Regions from separate parts of the Homo sapiens genome. Here regions 2, 3 and 4 are each linked to region 1. Evidence: chromatin loops called from intact Hi-C (ENCODE). Cell type or tissue: Calu3. All regions are shown on one strand.

Evidence for each region. Hi-C counts contacts between places; a loop is a spot of excess contacts. Peaks named below come from ENCODE experiments on the same cell type or tissue, not always from the same donor. Only the 100,000 strongest peaks of a DNase experiment are listed, where the experiment ranks them.
Region 2: it touches region 1 in a loop (13-fold over the local background); 64 of 110 quality-filtered maps call a loop at or near these places.
Region 3: a loop joins it to region 1, with 5 times the contacts of the local background. A loop is called at or near these places in 23 of 110 quality-filtered maps.
Region 4: a loop joins it to region 1, with 6 times the contacts of the local background. A loop is called at or near these places in 30 of 110 quality-filtered maps.

What each region holds. Positions count from the first base shown.
Region 1 is chrX:135,483,563-135,486,062 of GRCh38, forward strand. No RefSeq gene overlaps it. Among named protein-coding and RNA genes, the nearest start is that of INTS6L, 36 kb to the right of the region's middle. In Calu3, no CTCF peak of the experiment used is centred here; a DNase peak (open chromatin) is centred at 1,269.
Region 2 is chrX:135,571,161-135,573,660 of GRCh38, forward strand. It overlaps INTS6L (integrator complex subunit 6 like), which reads left to right. Exons shown (of 18, transcript NM_001351601.3): 12 at 1,655-1,873. Among named protein-coding and RNA genes, the nearest start is that of INTS6L-AS1, 52 kb to the left of the region's middle. In Calu3, no CTCF peak of the experiment used is centred here; no DNase peak of the experiment used is centred here.
Region 3 is chrX:135,930,790-135,933,289 of GRCh38, forward strand. No RefSeq gene overlaps it. Among named protein-coding and RNA genes, the nearest start is that of SAGE1, 38 kb to the left of the region's middle. RefSeq lists a silencer at 1,529-1,765. In Calu3, a CTCF peak has its summit at 1,270 (motif pointing left); a DNase peak (open chromatin) is centred at 1,272.
Region 4 is chrX:135,595,725-135,598,224 of GRCh38, forward strand. No RefSeq gene overlaps it. Among named protein-coding and RNA genes, the nearest start is that of INTS6L-AS1, 76 kb to the left of the region's middle. In Calu3, no CTCF peak of the experiment used is centred here; a DNase peak (open chromatin) is centred at 987.

The DNA of each region.
Region 1 (2,500 bases):
CCAATTGTAAATCTCAACCCAATCAAAAGGCCTGTACAGCATAATGTTTAAGAGTTCAGGTTTTAGAGTGGGGATGGTTAATGGGTCCAAAAACATAGATATAATGAATAAGATCTAGCATTTGGTAGCACAGCAGAGTGACTACAGCCAACAATAATTTATTGTATATTTTTAAATAACTAAGAGTGGAACTGGAATGTTCCCAACACAAAGAAATGATAAATCCTTGAGGTGATGGATGCCCCAATTACTTTGATGTGATTAGTACACACTGTATGCCTGTATCAAAATGTCACATGTACCCCATAAATATATACAACTTTTTTCTCATTAGAAGATTTTATTTCTTTTTTTTAATCTTTTTTTTGATTTGTTTGTTTGTTTGTTTGTTTGTTTTGGAGACGGAGTTTCACTCTTGTTGCCCAGGCTGGCATGCAATGGCAAAATCTGGGCGCACTGCAACCTCCACCTCCCGGGTTCAAGTGATTCTCCTGCCTCAGCCTCCCAAGTAGCGGGGATTACAGGCACCCGCCACCATGCCCAGCTAATTTTTTTACTTTTAGTACAGAAGGGGTTTTGCCATGTTGACCAAGCTAGTCTTGAACTCCTGACCTCAGGTGATCCACCTGCCTCGGCCTCCCAAAGTGCTGGAATTATAGGCGTGAGCCACTGAGCCTGGCCTTATCTTTAAATTATTATTTTATTTTATTTTATTTTATTTTATTTTATTTTATTTTATTTTATGTTCCAGGATACATGTGCAGGATGCACCGGCTTGTTACATAGGTAAACGCGTGCCATGGATATACACCTATTTTTTTTTTTTTAATTAAGAGTTCAGGCTTTAAATGCTTAGCCAGATCTAGGATTGAGTGCTCTGCCTTATCACCATTTCAACGAATCTTAAACTATTTGTCCTTTGAAGCCAAATTCACCAATCTTTTCTCCATACCCCCTTCTTCCCAGATCCCTGTGAGAAAGCATGAAACTGTCCTTTCCCTGAACTCCCACATGGTTGTGTCTATACTGCTCTCAAGGCACTTGCACTTTTTTACTAAGTAATTTTTTGTTTGTTTTTTGTGACTTCCGTACTAAAATGTCAGGCCCATGAGAGTGGGACTCCACCGCCATCCCCATAGCACCCAGCATATTGCTTGCACATGCCAGGCTGATAGTAAATATTTGTGGAATTAAATGAATAAATGAATGAATGCATTTCCTTTTTGCAACAGTCTCAACAATTTACATATGCTACCAGCAAGTGGCAGTAGTCTCCTTTGGCTGTTCTGCCATTCAGCAAGCTGCTGCTCATTAGAGCCTAAAATCATTCTACAAGTAATGCAATTCCCAGTTTTAGATAGTTTGGCAGAGCTGAAAGTGCTGAAATCAGAATCTAGTAATTTGAGCTTTTAGCCCCAGATCTGCCACTGACAAGATATGTGACTTTCAAATCAGTCCTTTACTTTCTGGATATTTTTCTGCATCTGCAAAATGAAGGATGGGATGATTTCCAGAGTTTGACATTCTGTGATTTTCATACCCTGCAAACTCAAGATAATGAGAGCTATGGATTCTTGGCTTGTTGCCATCGTCATTTTTTATCTCTTGTAGAATGTACTTAAGATAAGGTCATGGACAGAGGTATTTCCTTAGAAATTCTCTCTAAATGATCTTTCCTTGTTTGGATGTAATGGAAGATCACCAGGGCCTAACCATCCCTCCCTGACTAGTGTTAACTCTCACGACGAAAACAGGTAGTGATTCTTAGAAGTGAAGAAAGACGAGGATTAGGGGAGGAGGTTCAGTTCAAGAACCATGGGATCAGGCAATGTGGGAAGGCTGGGAATCTGCTGATTTGATTCCCAGAAGGATCTCTACTGTATCTGTTTCGAAACCTCTGTTTTGATTCTGCATGAATGTGTTTTTAAAATTATATTCTGGGGAAAAGGAGTAATTACTTTTTATAATTACTATGGTAATTTAACTATTTAATGTTTTTAAACCACAGTTCTATTTTCATCAATAAAATACTGTCCCTAAAACACTATTGGAGAGTGGACGGCTCTCGTAATATAATGCTAAGTGAAATAAACCAGATTAAACTTCTATAGACAATATGATCCATTGTGTTTAATTGTAACATATACACATAGAAAAGGAGAGAAGGCTCCCTATCAAGGATAGGAAGCAGGAAGCCAGACACTGGAGCAAAACGGCACACATTTTAGAACCCAGGGTAACTTCAGGTAAGCATCAGGAGAGAAAAAGTCTTGCTGTGTAGGTCGGGTTTTAAAGGCAAGAAGGGACAAAGGGCTGCCACGTTATTTAGAAAAAAAAAAAAGATGCACGTAATTGAGGTTCTGTATTTGATTAACAAATATAATGGATATCACATTCAAAGTTTTGTTACTTAGATGTAACAAAGGTAAATATTATTTTGATAAAGAGTTGAACTTGGTGTAGAAGTCTGGTTCTAGCTACAAGAAAATATCTTCACTCT
Region 2 (2,500 bases), 88 kb after region 1:
CCCTCTCTATTAGTACCTCATCCTCCACTCACCGTTCCTTATCATACTTCTCACCTCTACTTAGCCCATTCTTGTAGGATGGAAATATTTGAGAACTACTGAGTTAGAACTTTACTATCATATGAATGTGTTATGTTATATGACAAATTAATGCAGCAGTTTTACTTACCTTATGCACAAAGGTATTCCCAGGTAGGGGACAATAGTAGCATTCGCAGTGGTGATAATGCTTCAAGGTGGATGTGTTTGGAAGTTTGGCCTTTAGGAAATGGAGAGTAGTGAGCAAAACATCAGATTTCACCAAAGAACCAAAGTGACTCCACAATTGGGATGCCGACACACCTTGCTAGGAACTGACAACAACTTCAGTATGGTCTGGAGCTTACCAGCTCCTACCAGTCCAGTGTGCTTATAAGTGCAAAAGAAAGTAAAGGCAACCCCAGATTTCTAATCTACCAAGTGTCCCCCTAACCTCCTTTCCTCTCTGCTAATAGATTTTTTGTGGTTGTTGTAAATGTTTTGGTTTGGTTATTTATTTATTTATCTATCTATTGATCTATCGATTTTTTTTAATTTGATGTTTACCTAAGCCTTTAAGGCTGTGTCACCAAGGTATGGCCACAAGGAAGAATAGTGTACAGAGATTTTAATTAATGCAAGTTCTGGGACCTTTTGGGGCACATGTATCATTTTACAAATGAGCTTTCAAGACCATTTAAGGAAACAGATGCTTCATTTGCTCTTATCTCATATTTCATGACTTAAGAATTTTTTAGTGATAATAAACATAGACTTAATTCCAATAATTAGGGAAAATTGATAAATATCTGTCACCAAACCACAAGAAATCCAAAATCATTTTAGGTTTACCAAACATTGGTGGAATTCCATCTTTCTGAGAAAAAGGGAAGATCATAGCTAATTTATAATAGCTCAAATTACTAATTTAATAACTGGGTCACCAGTGTTTCTTGAGCCATTTCAGATGTATGTAAAACACAAAATATGCCAAATATATATTGCTATAATACACTCAAGCAGTATTAATCAATATGGTATCACAATGCCTATTAAGAGGCTTTTTACAAATTACTTACTTAGTAATATCTGTTAAATTAAGCATTATCTTCTAAGACCTTTTTTGGATAGTCAAATATAAGAGATAAATAGTTTAATTTTTTCAGACCTTTTTTGGATAGTCCAATATTAGAGATAAATAGTTTAATTTTTTCAGATATAATGCCAGTCGATGTGATCTGAATTTTAGTACTAGTTTACACGTATAAATACAGTCTTAAACCTTTATGTCTGAGTCTGAAATGAACCTGTTCACTTAGACTAGATTTTATAGTAACAAAATGTGCTTTTAAATGTCTATGAATGAAATTCTTATTCATGGTTTTTATTCTCTCCATGATTTTATTATAATTTTGACACTAGACAAGAAAAAAAAATATTATTTGTCTTTCCTGCCCCCTATCTGTTTGCTGTGATAGTGCAAAGAAGCACAGGAAAATGTTTAATTATCCATTTTTCTGTGATTTGTAATTGAAAATTGTTCTGTGGGGTTCTGAAAGTATTATCTTTCTTAAGTAGTAAAAATGACAGTGGTAATGTAGATGTTTTTATAACATACTATGTACTTTCATTTTAGACCAAACTAGAGTCAGAACGAATACTAGCATCAGTGGGGAAGAAACCTCCCCAGGAAATTGGAATTAAAGTGAAAAATCATTCTGGAGGTGGCATGTCCTTGACTCACAATAAAAATTTTAGAAAACTATTGAAAGAAATCACAGGGGAAACTGCACTTAGACTGACAGAATTGAACACCAAAGAATTTGCTGGCTTCCAAATTGGGCTCTTAAACAAGGTAAATTGTGACATAAATAGTTTGTATTTGTTTGAACTTGTCTGATACATTTATGTCTTTCATATTCCTTTAGTTTTGAAATAATGGACAATCCTATTTTGGAGTTAGTAGTTAATAATGGACCAGTTTAGGAATTGTCAGCAGATATCAATATGGAATTAAATGGACAAGATATGTTTTGTGGGTAACGCCCATGAAAGATAAAGGGGAGATGAAGCTGGAGTAGGCAGGCAGAGCTTCCAAGCTACAAAGCTGGCCCATCACCTGTGAGAGGAAGGAGGAATGAAGGAGAATTGGGTGTGAAGAAGCTCAGACACTGGTGTAGCTTGGAGAAAGTCTTGGCCAGCACAGTGGGGACCTCTAGCACCAAGATTTCCTACAGAGGAGGGCCACACTGGGCAGAGCTGGCCAGGCCCTAACACCCTGCCATTGTCTGTTACTGGCTATGGGCAGCCTGGGAAGGGCATGGCCTCAGCTCAGTGCTGCAGCGGATCCCTATGGCACCACAGCAGCGGGAGGCTCTCTGCTAACTGCACTCCTTGCAGGATCAGCCATTGCTTTCCTGAAGGGAGATCCCAGCAGCTCACCTCCCCTCCATGGCTGCCAGAGGAATACATCTAGAGTACG
Region 3 (2,500 bases), 450 kb after region 1:
TTTCCATATCCTCTTCTGTAAACAGAGGATGATAACAGCAGCTATTCCCTAGGATTACTGCGAACAGTAAAAGAATTAATTCATTTATTCAACATTGACTAAAAACCCTCTAAGTGCCAGGCACTAATATCGGCATGAAAAAAACAGTGAACTAAACTGTTCTCGTGGATCTTACATTCCAGTGGAGGGCAAATGCACTAAACAACCAGAGCAACTACAGAACATGTTATTCACCAAAAGCAGAAATCAGGTGAAGAGATGGTACAAGAGTGGATGGTACTTTGAACTTGGTAGTCAAGGAAGGCCTCTCTGAGAAAGAGACATCTAACCTGAGACAGGAGTAAAGGACCTTATGCATTTAGTTCAGCCCTGAAAGGCTCAGCTTCTGCAGAGTCCCCTCTCCTCCAAGGTCAGAGAAAAAGGAGGGACACGGATTTTAGTAAGTCTTCCTAAGGCTTTCCAGCTCATGTCTTTGGGTGCAGTCTGCATGTAATCTTTTCTTCTGCATGTCTGCCCTGCTCCAGCACCGGAGGAGGAGACAGCAATCTTACAGAGACTGCTTAATGAGCTCCTACCATTGCAGAAGGCCCTTTCATTATGAAAAATCTGTACACACAGATATTATCGCCTATTGGTTCTGCTTTCCTGGTTGAAGTTTGATTGATATAGATTTTGGTATTAAGTGTGATTTCAGAAGAACAGAATTTTAAGAAGAAATTCTCTGAAATTGTTCTGGGTTTCTGGAGTTCTCTCTTTTATCTAATTTGATTTAAAGGCCTTCGTGACCCTGTTTCTAATGGTAAAAGAGCACTGGTAGTCTACAGCAAGAAGTGGCAAGGGATTTTCTTAAATTATCACTTTTAGTTATTTGCACTCAAGCACCTGTAAGAATGCCAGGGTCTAGGTGATCAAGTAGGTGATTTCCGTAAACAAGTATCCCAGAACGTAAAATAAAATAAAAATTTTAAAACTACAAAAAAAGCCTAGTATGGTGGCGCAGGCCTATAGTCCCAGCTACTCTGGGGGCTGAGGTGGGAAGGTCGCTTGGGCTTAGTGTAGGGTCCAGCCCTACTGGGCCTGTGGGTTTTTCTCCTCGTTTGCGGAGACGAGAGATCGTAGAAACAAAGACACAAGACAAAGAAAAGACAGCTAGGCCCGGGGGACCACTACCACCTAGACGCGGAGACCAGCAGTGGCCCCGAATACCTGGCTGCGCTGTTATTTATTGGATACAAGGTTAGGGAGCAGGGTAAGGCCCAGGCACTGGGTTACCGCTAGACCAGGGAGCCCTCTAGTGGCCCTATCCAGGCATAACAGAGGGCTCACACTCTTGTCTTCTGGTCACTTCTCACCGTGTCCCTTCAGCTCCTATCTCTGTATGGCCTGGTTTTTCCTAGGTTATCATTGTAGAACAAAGATTATTATAATATTGTAATAAAGAGTAATGCTACAAACTAATTATTAGTAATATTCATATATAATCATATCTATAATCTATTTCTAGAATATTCTTATTGTATATATTTCCTTTATTGTACTGAAACAGCTTGTGCCTTTGGTCTCTTGCCTCGGCACCTGGGTGGCTTGCCGCCCACAGCTCAAGAGGCGGAGGTTGCAGTGGGCCGGGATCATGCCACTGCACTCCAGCCTGGGCAACAGAGAGACACCTTTTCTCAAAATTTAAATAAATGGATAAGTAAATAAAGTAGAAAAAAAAACAATGTAGTGAAAATGAGGAGTATAATGGAGATGACTGGTTGCCTCTAAATGTGCTGGAGAACATAGGAAAAGAAAATTATGACCTCAGGTCCTTAAAGCCTTATCCATACCAAGATCCACATAAAGAGCTAGAAAGCATCCATGAAAGAACCCATTATCTCCCGTAGCCACATACCTGATATTTGGGAAAACCATATCCAAAGGTGAATCTTGCAGTTGGCTGAATTACAACACGAATGCAATTCCTAATCTCTCAAGGTCTCTTCTGTTCATGTAGAGCACTGACTGGGAATGAATGGGATCCTGAACATTTTAATGTGATATATATGCAGACTTTGATGAAGCTGGGTACCTTGAACCCCTAAATTCTGTGAGATATGTCTTTCAGACACCTAAAAAAAGGTGTAAAAAAGTAAAAAAAAGCACCTTCACTCCCGCCCAAGGAGTTTATTTCTCCTCTGCCTGAAGAACCTGCAATAGTCTGGTCTGAGGTAGTGGCCTTGCAGGACACTGTTGATCCTCCTGAGAAACTGCACCCACCACCTTTACTTCATTTAAAACCCTGTAAGACTCAAGTTTCCACCAGCCCCAAACTAGAGGGTACATAATGTGACCCATTAGTAGGGGTAGAATGTACTATAACAACTACTGATATTTTTTTCCAACGCTAATAGGCAGAAACCTAGGGACTTTGTGTGGAAATGTTTCTTGAGGGTGGGGTATGAAGGTAGAGAAAAAATAAATTTGATACACACCAGATTTATCAATATAGAGTCATTAA
Region 4 (2,500 bases), 110 kb after region 1:
ACCAAGGGTTGAAGTCCACATATCGGGTAAGCCCAGCTGTTACTCAGTGTATGCCAGAGAACTTGTTGGGCTGCCACATTGGCAGAACTCATTGGAGATCTACCTTTGGGAATTTGAGGTTAGTATACAGGAAAGAATCCCTTTAACCCAGAGCTAAGATAGATTAACTTCCAAAAAGTTTATCCTGAAATACTGCTGAGATACAGTGCCTTGGAAAGAGCTCCCCACTACAGATCTTAAATGGAATACTCAAATAACCTCCCCCAACCCCCCAATGTTGAATGAAATTCTATCCTATTCATCTTAGCACCAATGTTGATATTCTGACCTTGCTGGGCGTGGTTGCTCACGCCTATAATGTCAGCACTTTGGAAGGTCGTGGAGGGTGGATTGCTTGAGCCCGAGTTTGAGACCAGCCTGGGCAACATAGTGAGACCCCATCTCTACAAAAAATAGGTATGGTGGTGCATGCCTGTGGTCCCAGCTACTCGGGAGGCTGAGGTGGGAGGATCACTTGAGCCCAGGAGGTCAAGGCTGCAGTGAGCCCTGTTCACTGCCACTGCACGCCAGCCTGAGAGACAAAGTAAGACTCTGTCTCAAACATAAAAATGAGAAAACAAAAAACAAAAAAAACAAAACCCTGATCTTGCCAGAGGAGTATGGCTGCACCTCACAAAATGGCAATAAAGTTGTTATGGTGCCTCACCACTGCTGGAACTTTCTAGAAACCTGCCCTCTAGGAGTTGTGGGAAATGTGCCCCCTAGGGCGCCCGGGAATGATGCGCATGGGGAGGCGTCTCACCATAAGCACCGATCACTCGTATGGTCCAAGCGCAATGGAAGGAAGGGAAGCTGCAGGCCACCACGTGCCCTGCTCCAACCGAACTCTGGGATCTGTGTGGGGCGCCAGAGTCCCTAGGAGAAGCCTCTCGCTCAGTGGGTGCCAGCCTAGAGAACCTGGAAGCGCAGCCCTCCCTTTCGCTGACTCTGGCGCCCTCTAAAGGCGGCCTTCAGTAACAACTGTACAGCCGACATAGGCGGAGGAACACAGACCCTTCTCACACAGCGGGATAAAAAGGTGAATTTGGAGCTGACAGGAAAATATATCTTGTGACATATTTGTCTGGCTTTGATATCGGGGTGATATTGGCTTCATAGAATGAAGTAGTGTTCCTTCGTCCGTTATTTTTTGAAGACATTGCCAAGTATTGGTATTATTTCTTCCGTAAATGTTTGCAGAATTTACACGTGAAGCCACCTTGGCTTGGCTTGTATTTGTGGGGAGATTTTAAATTACTAATTAAATCCCTTTTCTTTCAATAGTCCTATTTCGATTTTCTATTTCTTCTTGAGTCAGTAATTTGTCTTCTAGGATTTTTTTCTATTTTATCTAAGTTGTTTAGTGTGTTGGCATAAAGTTGTTCATAATTTATTCCTCTGAGTTTCTATAAGGTCAGTATTAATTACCCCCCTTTCATTCTTGATTTTGATAATCTGTGAGTCCTTTCTTTTTTTCCTTGGTCAGTCAAGTTAAAAGATTGTTAGGTTTCTTTCACTTTTTCAGTGAACCAACTTTTGATTTCATTGATTTTTCTGTTTTTTTTATTTTATTGATTTTCTTCTACTCTAATTTCCATCATTCCTCTCCTACTGCTTGTCTGTGTTAAATACATCAATTTAAAACTTCAGGAATAATGAATTACTTGTTTCATAAAGGAGGACTTAGACATACAGAAATGCTTATGATATTGCAAGTAGCAGTCATTTAGACAAGTTAACTAGGAGGAAATTTGCTATGCTGAAACCAGACACGTTTTTGTGTCGGCCTTTATTGATTTTGAAAATATCAAGTCTAGTTTGTAGGAAGGTGTTTATTGTATGAGTAGTTTATTTTTGAATATTTTAAAATTTAGAATGTCCATTTTCACTAAATCCCAGAAGTTTATTTTTTTCAAGCTTAAAGGAAAGTATGTATTAGCCAGCACATACACTATCCTCTTTGTGCTTTATCTCTGGTAATCCTTATGAGAGCGCCATGAGTTAGATACTGTTTTATGCCCATTTTATGGAAATAGAATCGTAGAGTGCATATTTAAGCAGCCCTCACAGGTTTATCCAGTTGGAAAAGTGACAGAACCTAGGTCTGTCAGATTTCAGAGATTGCACACACAAATACTATATGACACTGCCTACCGCTGTGAGTTCAGCAGAGAATTCCTTGTTTATATGGAAATAACAAAGCTGATAGTGTCCAGGATAATTGGCATCAGTTTACAAACCCTCTGTACCCCAATGTTGGTGATTTTAAGTGGGGTCATCTGTCCACTAAATTAATCAGATCTCAGGCTGGTCACACTTCTGAAATTATACACCAAGTTTGTGTGTAAGGGTATTTTTCCAGGGAAAAATATCTATAGATTTCAGCAAGTTATCCAAAGAGGGTTAGGCCCACTATTTAGCGTTCTCTGGATGATAAGAGAATGCCATGGAGCCTACACCC